Regions from separate parts of the Homo sapiens genome. Here region 2 is linked to region 1. A link is a contact called in ENCODE Hi-C or POLR2A ChIA-PET data. All regions are on one chromosome and are shown on one strand. Each heading gives the region's core, a stretch centred on a gene start or an enhancer-like site at or near the end of the contact. The rest is flanking DNA. Distances are from core to core; before and after follow the strand shown.

Evidence for each region. Hi-C counts contacts between places; a loop is a spot of excess contacts on that map. ChIA-PET counts read pairs that join two places held with the same protein, here RNA polymerase II (POLR2A). Pooled maps may share reads with other maps.
Region 2: a loop to region 1 is called in a map of naive thymus-derived CD4-positive, alpha-beta T cell, with 4 times the contacts of the local background. The contact joins two enhancer-like sites. A Hi-C loop is called at or near these places in 2 of 168 maps with a recorded cell type or tissue (OCI-LY7 and naive thymus-derived CD4-positive, alpha-beta T cell), 19 of 37 single-sample maps with no recorded cell type and 12 of 50 pooled maps. POLR2A ChIA-PET finds 5 or more read pairs at or near these places in 11 of 52 experiments (BJ, CD4-positive, alpha-beta T cell, CD4-positive, alpha-beta memory T cell and 8 more).

Annotation. Positions count from the first base shown.
Region 1 is chr10:14,643,630-14,649,560 of GRCh38, reverse strand. All of the region lies in intron 2 of FAM107B (family with sequence similarity 107 member B), which reads left to right. Among named protein-coding and RNA genes, the nearest start is that of FAM107B, 130 kb to the left of the region's middle. RefSeq lists enhancers at 369-869, 1-896, 1,400-1,569, 4,087-4,236. Within about 2 kb of position 1,345, at least 28 of the 41 ENCODE cell types and tissues checked have a DNase peak (open chromatin) inside an H3K27ac peak, as active enhancers do; they include CD4-positive, alpha-beta T cell, where a contact is called at or near this core.
Region 2 is chr10:14,540,430-14,545,868 of GRCh38, reverse strand. The region is part of intron 2 of FAM107B (family with sequence similarity 107 member B); the gene reads left to right. Among named protein-coding and RNA genes, the nearest start is that of MIR1265, 110 kb to the right of the region's middle. Within about 2 kb of position 2,433, at least 21 of the 41 ENCODE cell types and tissues checked have a DNase peak (open chromatin) inside an H3K27ac peak, as active enhancers do; they include CD4-positive, alpha-beta T cell, where a contact is called at or near this core.

The sequences.
Region 1 (5,931 bases), core at 96-2,595:
TGTGGAATCAATAGAAGGGAGTGTCTGGGTTAAGATAAGAAGTTGTGGAGACTAAGGTTCTTATTATGTAGATGAAGCCTCCAGATAGCAGGCTTCAGAGAGACTAGATGGTAAATGTTTCTTAACAGACTTTAAAAGGTGCCAGACTCTTAGTTAATTCTCTCCTAGATCAGAAAAAAGACCTGGAAAGGAAAGGGAATTCTCTATAAAACATAGGTTTTCCCCACAAGAGACAGCTTTGCAGTGCCATTTCAAAATGTGTCAAAGAAATGTATTTTGGGATAAAATATCTTGATTTCTTTCAGGTCCTGCTGTCTGTCATGTGGTTATCTTATTGCTACGCAGAGTCTGTTTTGTCAGTCTTATGGTCTCTGTTTTAATGCTAATGTTAGTCAGCAGTGCCTGAATTCCAAAGGGAGCAATATAAACTGAGGCATGTCTGATCATGCATTCCCATCATGGCCTGAACTGGTGTGCTTATTTTAGAATGCCCTTGGCCAAGAGGAGAGGTCCATTCAGCTGGTTGTGGGGCTTAGAATTTTATATTTGGCTTACGAATGAAACCTACCATGTTGTTTATACTGCCATTGTGTTACCATTATTTGTAGACAAACCTCATCCTCGTTTGTGTTTCTAAGACCAGGAAGCTTCTTTAGGGGAATTGTCTCTGTGTCTTTTTTAATCTCTATCATAGCATCCATGCAGTGCACATAGAACCAAGTCCTCGATAAATATTTATGGAATGAAGAACTTGAATTAAACCAACTTGGAGAATGGTGTGGAAAGTACTGGGCTAGATGACGTGGGTTCTGAAGATGAAGAGAACAGTATCTCATTCTCAAAGAACTGATAGTAAAATTACATGTGGGTTGTGGGTGTGTCACTGTTTGCCACCGACGCACCTGGGTGGGGTCAGGCAGAAGGTGCCTGTCCTCTGTGTCTCAATAAAACACAAGATGCCCATTCACTTCTGGTTTTCTCCTGGTATCATTGGCTCTTCGGTGTCTGCTGGAAAAGCTGGGCTTTTCCCAGTGTTACCATGACGTCTGAGCTTTGAGAGCTGTTTCTTTTCCCCTCGGAGCCTGAGAGAGATTATTCCAGTGATATCTGAATAGCTTGAGTTCGCTGGGTATGAACACAGAGGAAGTGGTTCCCTAGCAACAGGCGCCTCTGAAAGCCTCTTAGCACTCAGTACTTCTCCGGGCTTTTTGTTTCCCCTCGTTCATGCTGCCTGTCAGCAAATGGCCAGAGTGATTGCACCTGCTCCAAATTAGGGCTGGTCAGTTCGACCCCAGCAGTTCGGTTTTACTAAGTCAAAGTTCCTCTTTCAGTCAAGCTTCCTTGTGAGGCCTGGGGCCTATTTTGCTCCTGGTTAGACCATAATTACCTCAGATGACACTTCCTTCTTTGTTGTCTAGATTTTGACCAGAAATGGAAAATACCGAAGTGACTGAGATCATTTTAATTGAATTAGTAAAAGAATACTTTTTTTTTTTGGCACGTCTTTTCAAATATGCTAAACCTCTTAAGAAAATGTTTTATATCGCCTTTTTTTTTTTCCGCTAAAAATGGATTCTCACTCCATTTTTTCAGTTTCTCCGCAGAAGACTTAACAAATTCTGCCTTCCTTAACTGTGTCAGCATCTCAATACATATTTGAATATATGAGTTGGTTGGGGCAATATTAGAGGGTGTTTACCGCATTGCCTTGGCATCTGGAGACAGCCCTTACTGAGAGCATTGGTCATTGGTACAGACCATGGCATATAACTCTGAGATGAGTCCAGAATTGTTGACTGCAAATGCCTTGTTTCATTTTCAAACAGCAATCCATATTACTGTTTGAATTAGCAATCTTTTTTTTTTTTTTTTTTTGAGATGGAGTCTAACTTTGTCACCCAGGTTGGAGTGCAATGGCACGATCTTGGCTCCTCTGCAACCTCCGCCTCCCAGGTTCAAGTGATTCCTCCTGCCTCAGCCTCCCGAGTAGCTGGGACTACAGTCACCCACCACCATGCCTGGCTAATTTTTTTGTACTTTTTTTAGTAGAGACGGGGTTTCACCAAGTTGGTCAGGCTGGCTTCAAACTCCTGACCTCAAGTGATCCACCCACCTTGGCCTCCCAAAGTGCTGGGACTACAGGCCTGAGCCACTGCACCCAGACTGAATTAGCAATTTTATAGGAGATGGTTATACGTCTCTGCCTACCAGTTGGTTAGTATCGATTTGTAGCACTGAAAATCTGGCCAAGACTGTGGTGATGAATGACAGCATACAACTAAATTGAGCCTCACAGCTCCCGGAATTCTTCTTGTCTGTACCTTTTAAAATATTTTCTTTCCTTCATTCATTCAACCAACAAATATTTGTAATTATAATTGAGTGTCTGCTATGTGGAAGACTTTCTGTGGGAAAAACGTGAATGGCCCATCTTAGGAAGTTCTCCATTTAAAAGAGGAGAAAATGGAGCCGGGCACAGTGGCTCACACTTGTAATCCCAGCACTTTGGGAGGCCGAGGCAGGCGGATCACGAGGTCAGGAGATCAAGACTATCCTGGCTAACACGGTGAAACCCCGTCTCTACTAAAAATACAAAAAAATTAGCCAGGCCTGGTGGTGGGTGCCTATAGTCCCAGCTACTTGGGAGACTGAGGCAGGAGAATGGCGTGAATCCAGGAGGCGGAGCTTGCAGTGAGCAGAGATTGTGCCACTGCACTCCAGCCTGGGTGACAGAGTGAGACTCCGTCTCAAAAAAAAAAAAAAAAAAAAAAGGAGAAAATGGAAGGTAAATCAGTACAACCTCAATGGAAAACAGTATGGCGAGCTCTCAAGGAACTAAGAGTAGATCTACTATTTGACCCAGCAGTCCCACTGCTGGGTACCCACCCAAAGGAAAAGAAGTCATTATATCAACACCTTGCACTCATATGTGTATTGCAGCACAATTCACAATTGCAAAGACATGCAATCAACCTAAGTGCCCATCAAGCAATGAGTGGATAAAGAAAATGTGGCATTTATATGCTATGGAATACGCCTCAGCTATAAAAAAGAATAAATGTCTTTTGGGCAACTTTGATGGAGCTGGAGGCCATTATCCTAAGTGAAGTAACTCAGGAATGGAAAACCAAATACTGCATGTTCTCACTCCTAAATGGGAGCTAAGCGATGGGCATACAGAGTGGTACAGTGGACACTGGAGACTCAGGAGGAGGGAGGGTGGACGGGGGTGAGGAATGAAAAATTCCCTATTAGGTACAATGTACACTATTTGGGTGACAGGTACACTAAAGGCCCAGACTCCCTCACTATATAATTCATCTATGTCACCAAAAACCGCTTGTACCTCTAAAGCTATTGAAATAAAAAAAACATTTTTTTAAGTGGGTAAGATGCATACACATGTAACTAATGACTGTCAAGCAAGATCACAGCCTAAAGAAAGATAAGCCATGCATTACGGACAATCTGTTTAATCACCTATCACCTCTTCCCCGAGAGGACACTGGTGGAGTTTTAGAGTAACCAACCTTGCAGAGTGGTCAACTGGAGAGGAGGGAGGAGAGCTGAGAAGTTTGGGTCTGTTCTGCAGATAAATCGAGGGCTTGTTTCCAACACTATTAGTCCAATTCTTATTGTTAACCTTTCATTCATTAAAACAACAAAACTGTAAAATCACCTCTGTGTCATGATATTCATTTCCACCCAATGGGTTATTTTTCATCAATGTTAAGAACTTGACATATGTCAGCCAAAGTGACATATAACAGAAATCAGGGAGAGAATTTATCTGGGAGCTGGGAATAGTAAAAAAAATAAAATAAATCCTAGCTTAGGTGAAATTGGAATTGCCGCTGTTTGTCTCATTTTCCTCCCAGGCATTATTTTCCACTTGTAAAAGAGAAAGGAAGAAAAATACGTCTCAGTAGCCAAGCCCTCTGGGAGAGAGGTTCTCTCTTTAACAGCCACATCCCCCTACAAGCTGAGGAGTCTCTCCAGGGTCCTGTGCTCAGTTACAATCACAGTCACAGTGAACCAGAAAGAATGAGTTATAAATGAATGGAGATGTGGGGGAAGAAAGGACCATCTGAATCAGACAGCCACAGTGTGTTCTTTCTCAGGCTTGCTTAGACGAACGGGAAACGGAAACCTAAAAGCCATTCTTGGTGTATACAGGTGACAAGCCCTTGGGGATCATTTCAGACTTACTAAAATAGCCACTGCCTTCTGAGCAGTTGACACCCCTGGAAGATTTATAAAGTGGAGAATGCGAGACAGGCAGTAAAGGAGCTTTTTGTAGCCAAATAAGTGAATTGCACCCTTGGGCAGAAAGGACAGTCAGGTCCTGCCCATGAAAAGAACTACATTTCTCCAGCAGCATGTCCTGAATCACAAAGCTGGGGCCCTGTTGTAACTAAGTGGTTCCTCAGGCATAGTTTCCTCTCCCTACCACACTCAGTATTTTCCATTTTGAATCAAATCACATTCAAGAAAGATAATGGCTGATTATTATTTTTAGAATCCTGGAAATGGATTCCCCGTGACACTTGGTGAGCAGGTTGGGACCAGGCTTTGACTCCTATGCCCATTCATGCAAAGTAAGGAAGTTAATATTTATTGAGCACCTACTAGACCAGATATGCTATGTATATCCCTTCTTATAATTAGGAGGCAATTTATTACCTGCTTTGTGCAGCTGGCCACGAAGATGATGGGACAGAGGAAGCATCTAAGAAAGACCTCTCCTGTCCGATGCACAAAAAGGAGGATGGTTTTTGTGTTTTGTAGTAAGCACACTCATACCAATACTTGCATTTGTGTGGCATTCTTCATAATGCTTTTGCAATCATTTTATTTGGACCTGCCATTAAAATGCCTTGCCATAGGATGGGACAGATAGAATTTTCACTTTATGGGTAAAGAAATTGAGTCATAGAGAAATTAAGTGATATGTTAATGCCATATGGCAAATGAGAAGCAAAACCAAGATGATATTTTCACATTTTCTGAGTTCTAGTGCAGAGGAGAACATCAGACATATCTGTATTATTTATTTCTGTTAATGTACAAATGTACATGGTGTAATGGGTCTTACTTAGCAGGGCAGGCAGCATACGCATGAAAGAACAACATGAGCCGTGCTGGATGCAAATCCCAGCTCAACCTCTGGTTTGTTGTTTGACTTTGGGAAATGTCTTTATCTATACAATAGATAGAAATAGATAAATGACCTACCTCATCAGCTAGGTGTGAAGATAACACAATGTAATATATGGAATATAGTAAAGGGTTAAATAGGGAATTAAATGAGAAGAGTGCCTGGAATATAGTAAGCATTTGATAAATGTTAGCCATCATCATTATCATTGTATCATTGTAAATTTTCAATAAATGTTGGTCTCTTCCCCCACGATTCTACTATCTTACTGCAATAACAGGATTATGTACAGAGTGAGAGAGAATAAGAATACAAAGAGAGAGAGGAAATATCCTTCATTCTTACCCTCTATGTCTCCTTCTCATTACTGGTATCATTAGGCAATTTCCAAGTAAGTAATACAATAGCAGCTCTAAAAATTCTTCAATTGGACAGCTGTTTTCTTATGTCTTTGCCCAAAGTGATGTTGTTGAAATTGCGTTCTTGAGGAATTATTTCCCAGAAGCCTGCAGTTGTTGTGGAGTACTAAAATCATATACCTGAGGGTCTGTGCGATGATTAGTTTTATGTGATAACTTGAGTGGGCCTTGAGGTGCCAAGACATTTGGTCAGACATTATTCTGGGTGTGTCAGTGAGGATGTTTCTGGATGACATTAATGTTTGAGTTAGTTTGCTGCATAAAACAGACTGACAGCCGGGTGCAGTGGCTCACGCCTGTAATCCCAGCACTTTGGGAGGCCGAGGTGGGCAGATCACTTGAGGTCAGGAGTTC
Region 2 (5,439 bases), core at 1,184-3,683, 100 kb after region 1:
CCGAGGTGTTTTCTCCTCAGAAAATAACATAGGAGAAAAATTCCAAGGGAGGTCTCTTTATTCAGGAACTTGCAATTTAGGAATTAAGTGTGATAACTTTATTTTACCAATTTTAATTTTGTGACTATAACATAATATAAATAAGGATTCTGTTACATGCAAATTTTGAAATCATGCAAAAACCAAAAAAGGAAAAGAAGTCAATCAAAACTTGTATAATTTCAAAGATGGTGGCCAGGTGGTTTGGAAGCTGTGCATGGGATTGCCACATGGCCTCTCCCCTCTAGCAGGCAACAGGTGCCTTGTGTGTTTAGTCAGTATCTGCTGCATGTCATTGCTGATGGCATTCAAGTTTTTGCTTATGTGTGCTGGTATTTAATGTTCACTTAGATCTAAATATCTTTTTTTAGCCTTCAAAGATGTCAACCAGGTATTCATCAAGAGATATATTAATGGGGATGTTAGTGATAGAGCCCAGGACACCCCCAGCCCCCAGATCAATAGCTTTGTAACAGAAGCGCTAAACCACTATGAAGGTGATCAGACAACAGGGGGATGCATCCTGCCATTAATTTAGCAGAAAGAGCACACGTCCAAATAGGAGAGTTAAAATAGAGAGGTGCTGTAGCAAAGTGGCTCAGAGCATGGACTCTGGAGCTAGCTGCATGATGCTGCTAGCTGCCATTTAATTAGCCTTGTAGATTTAGGCAAGTCACCTAGTCTCGCTGGGCCTTAATTTCCCTATCTGTATGATGGAATAAATTTAATGTCTACTGCAAAGGTTATGTGACACTTAGCAAACATGATAAAACACAGGTTGCCGGGCCCACCCCCCAGAGACTGACTCACTGCATCTCCGATATTTGCATTTAACTAATTCCATGATGGTGCCGATGCCTCGGACCCTGGGATGACACTTTGAGGATCACCATGCTGTGCATTTGTACACACAGACACACACGTAGGCATTTGTTTTCCAAAGTAAAGGGCATACTGTTTGGAGCCTAATGTTTTTCTCCTATTTAGTGCCTTGTGAATATTTTCCCTTTCATTATTTATTCTAATAATGGATGATTTTAAGCTGCACTGTATTCCATTATTAGATATTTAAATGGCTTCCATTTTTTCCGCTATCATAGACCATGCCGGAATAAATATCATTCTGTGTACACTTGTCTACATCTCTGTTGATGTCTTTAGGGTAAATTCCTAAAAGTGGAATTACTGCGTTCAAGGGTGTTTCACGGTAAGGCCTTTTGCTACACATTGCCAACAAATTCTTCAGAGAGTAGCAGAAATTTGTCTTCTTACAAGTAGTCTATGAGAGTAGATGCTGATTTTCTAAATGTAAGGGAATAAGAAAAACTTCATGATTAACTTTTTTCACGTGTATTTGGGCTTTGGTGGGAGTAGGCAAGAAGAATATCCGTGGATTTATAGAGTAAGCAAAAGTATGTCAGGAAAAACTAGGAAGAATAGGGCTGAACTGTGGCTTGATTTCAGGAGAGTTTCTGGGATTCAGACTTGAATTAACTGAATGATGCTGTAATGTATAAGTGTTGGTATAGGTGATTTTATGCAAAGAAGAATAAACATTGGCTTACTTTTATTTATCGTATACGGTATGGGTGACTACTGCTGCTAGTTCAAGGGTCTTGATTTTTTAAAAATGTGTTTCTTGACTGTGGTAGCTGGGAGCCCCAGGATACAGACTTTTGGTTAAATAACATCTGCTCCACTCTGCCTTCCCGTGTGGGCCTCTCTAACCCTGGGCCAAGCAGTTGAGTCTCTCCTCGGGGTGCCTGGAGTGAGGGTGGATACAGCTTGGGTAATTCAGCATCTGTACCTAAAAACTTACTCAATGTAGGCTTCATGTAAAGAAGTCAGTGGTTCTTGGGAACAGGGGTGAGTGAATGGAGGCGAAAGGTGGGGCCCTCCACAGGTCAGTCAGGCCCTCAGGGTGGGACAAGAGCTGTAGGGCTCTTGGTTATAAACCTGTGTGGTGGAGACCAGCAGGTGAGCCAAACTCTTCTTTATTATCAGAACATTTCACTAATAAGGGATCTCAAGGGTCATCTGGCACAGCCTTCTCTTTTTGCAGATAAGGAAGCTAAATAATTTATTATTTCAGTTAAGCTTCACCATATGAGAGTTTTTGGTTTTTTTTTTTTTTTTTTAAAGTTTTTAGGATCAGATAGTGAACCTTGGAACAGAATTGGCTGCTTTTTGTTTCTTTTTTCTGGAAGTGCTGAACTTTAGAGAATTGTGGCTGCATGGTAGACAGGCAAAACAGGAAGGACACAGTGCAGCTGAGAGCGAGGGTGGCCTGTGGTCTCTCGTTTGGCCTGGAGAACGGGCTGATTTCAACTCCTCCTGCACTGCTCCTGAGTCACGGGTCCTACACCACCGTGCCTCTCTCCCGAGCTCAGGAGGCCGAGCTCAGGACTGCATGCTCCTTCCTGAGTGGTCTCCAAAGGCTTCAGAGTGGCCTTGGATGAAGAGCTGCTCACTTCTGTGCCAGTCATGTTTTTTAGAATTTACGTACTAGTTTTCTTCTTGCAATTCAAAAAAGTGTTTTTTTTCTTTTCCTTTTAGTAAAGAAACACGTATGACGGGTTATTTCTTTTAAAAAGCAACAGCTCCCCTGAACACCAAACTGTGCCTTTTACCACTGGGTGACACTGTTAGACCACAGAACGTGCTTTGCTGGTAAAATCAAGAGTCCTTGAATTTCAGATTTCATCAAGCTACTTTACATAGGAGAGAGAAACTCCAAATCACTTAATAGTCATCTATCAAATGTTATTTGATAAGTGTAATTTATCAATTTTAAGGCCAATGAGTTTAAGGCAATCAGTTATTAAAGAAATCCATTAATTGGGCAGGATTTCCATTGCTTAGAAGTTTTTGCAGATTAATGTGCTGCATATTAATGAACTAATTATTTCATGGGAATATTTATGCAAGCCAGTGTACTAATATATCTATTTCTCACCAGACAAAAGTCTAAGTTATCTTTCTTTGGCAAAAGACTCACTGTTGATACACAGCAATTAATGTTACGGAGTTTTAGTGAGGATTTTTTTGAGCCATCTTAAAAGCACGTCTGTTGGTTAGAGAAATGGGTATTTGGTTCTCTGTACTGGTATGTGTTAAGAAGATTATGTCTTACTATTTCTGAGCTCTTTCAAGATCAAATGAAGACAGAATTGTTCAAAGCGTGGGTTGACCTCCCCTACTCAGTTTTTGGCTCCTTTTGGAAATCTGATGTCTGCCCTTCTAAGCGTAAGGTGAGCATTATCTGGTCAGTTTCAGCTGACCACTATGTGACTGAGATGTTTCTGAGGTTAAGAATTGAGTGCGAGTCAGGCCCTCCCTTTGTGGGGTTAACATGAGAAAGAAGACAACTTCAAATTTAATTTTAATAGAATCAGACTTCAGTATCCTACAAGAGGTATTAATGGAGTCCTGCAGGAGTGTAAAGGGGAAACACTGAGGAGGAGCCAGGGAAGACTTGGTGGGGTGAGTTCCTTCATTTGGGTACTCTAAACCGCCCGTATTATCCTGTTCATTCAATACTTTTTTTTTTTTTTTTTTTTGAGATGGAGTCTCACTGCATTGCCCAGGCTGGAGTGAAGTGGCGCGACCTTGGCTCACTGCAGCCTCTGCCTCCTGCGTTCAAGCGATTCTCGTGCCTCAGCCTCCTAAGTAGCTGGGACTACACACATGCACCACGATGCCTGGCTCATTTTTGTATTATTATTATTATTTTTTTAAGTAGAGATGGGGTTTCTACTTGGCCAAGCTGGTCTCAAACTCCTGATCTCAAGTGATCTGCCTGCCTCAGCCTCTCAAAAGTGATGGGATTTACAGGCGTGAGCCACTGTGCCCGGCCCATTCAGTACGTTTTAATACGGTGCACACAGTGTGACATACAGCCCAGGGCTGGGGAAGGCAATAGGAGGTAAGATGAGAGGTTTGCTGGCCTCTGGAGGTCAGCCAGAGGCACAAGGAGTCGGCAGCTCCAGCTTTCTCCTAGCTCTTCTGTGTCTGCTAGTCACTGTGAGGCCACTGCTACTTTGTATGGCTTATGTACAAGCCATTGTGCCAGAGCATAGGGGAGAGGATGGAAGTCACTCAGAGGTCTTTTCCCTTCTGCAGAGATTGACTTCTGTGTCCTTCAAGGGGAGACAGTGTGGAAACGTGGGAAATTAGCCCACAGGCGGGGAAGTGCCTGAGGCAAGGGGCGTCCAGTGGAGTCTTCCACAGCAGTTCAAACAGTAGGACATGTCTCCGGAGGAGAGGCCCCGGGAAGACTCGGGGAGGCAGGCTGTGAGCTGGTCTTTGCAAGGTGCCTGGAGTTTTACTGGCTGGGGAGGAGGGATTTCTGCCCAGGAGGAAATCGGAAGCAGAGGTGGAGATGGGAACGTGCACGGGCTTGGTGTGTACTGGCTGCCTAGAGTTGATGCCAGAGAGTTAAGAACCACACATTTGTAAAGGTAATTGAGGACTCCACTATCGAGAAGGGGGCCACAGAAGGCCAAGCAGTTTAGCATCCTCTCCTGAGGTGACCAGTGATGCTCGGCTTGGTAGCCCTGATCTGATTAAATGAGTTAGCTCATTGGATTTGACTGAGGATGCAGCCGGATTAGAGGGAAAGGCAACCGGAGGGGATGGAGGCCATGGAGAAGCCAAGTGCACAATTCCCAGGATGAGGGATGAGCGACTGGTGATAGGGGGCGATTTTCAGATGCGTTTATGGAAGGGAACTGATGATCGATTCTGTACTTAGGGTTGAAACCTGTGAGATAGAACCTTTGGGAGAAATAAGGAAGTTAAGGGAAGACTGCGAGGGATTGTTTCTCAGTGGAAGAATGGTGTGTGTGCTGTCGTCTCTGTTGCTTTTGAGAAACAATAGCTCAAACTCAAATTCGCCTGGGATGACTTCTGCTACAGTGTAGGCCCTGTGGGGTGGGGTTGGCTCTGTCCTTTCAGTGTCCTTTCCAGCACCTGGGCAGTGTCTGGCACCTCAGAGGCCTTCAATAAATCGTGAGTAAAGGGGAGCTCAACTTGACACCTGTTGATTCTGAGGTGAACATTCCAGTACGAAGTTGGAATTTCAGAGCCAGAGCTTGGGAAGTCAGGAACTATCTCCACACACACTTTAGAAACAGCTCTTGTAGCAGAAGGGGTAAAGGTGTATGGGGTTTCCAGAGGCATGATCGAGAGAAGAGGACAGGGCTGTGGCCCTCTGCCTGGACTGCTGGTGGCGTTAAAGGGAGGGAAGAGGAAGTGTGGGCAGAAAGCTGGGGGAGAACAGGGGGAGGACAGAGGGAGGGTGGTCCAGGGGCTGCCTTCGCATCAGCAAGGAAATACCAGCCCCAGACCCAGGAGAGGCCCAGGAGAGTGTCACCAAAGGAGGGAGCCCTGGATGGCCTG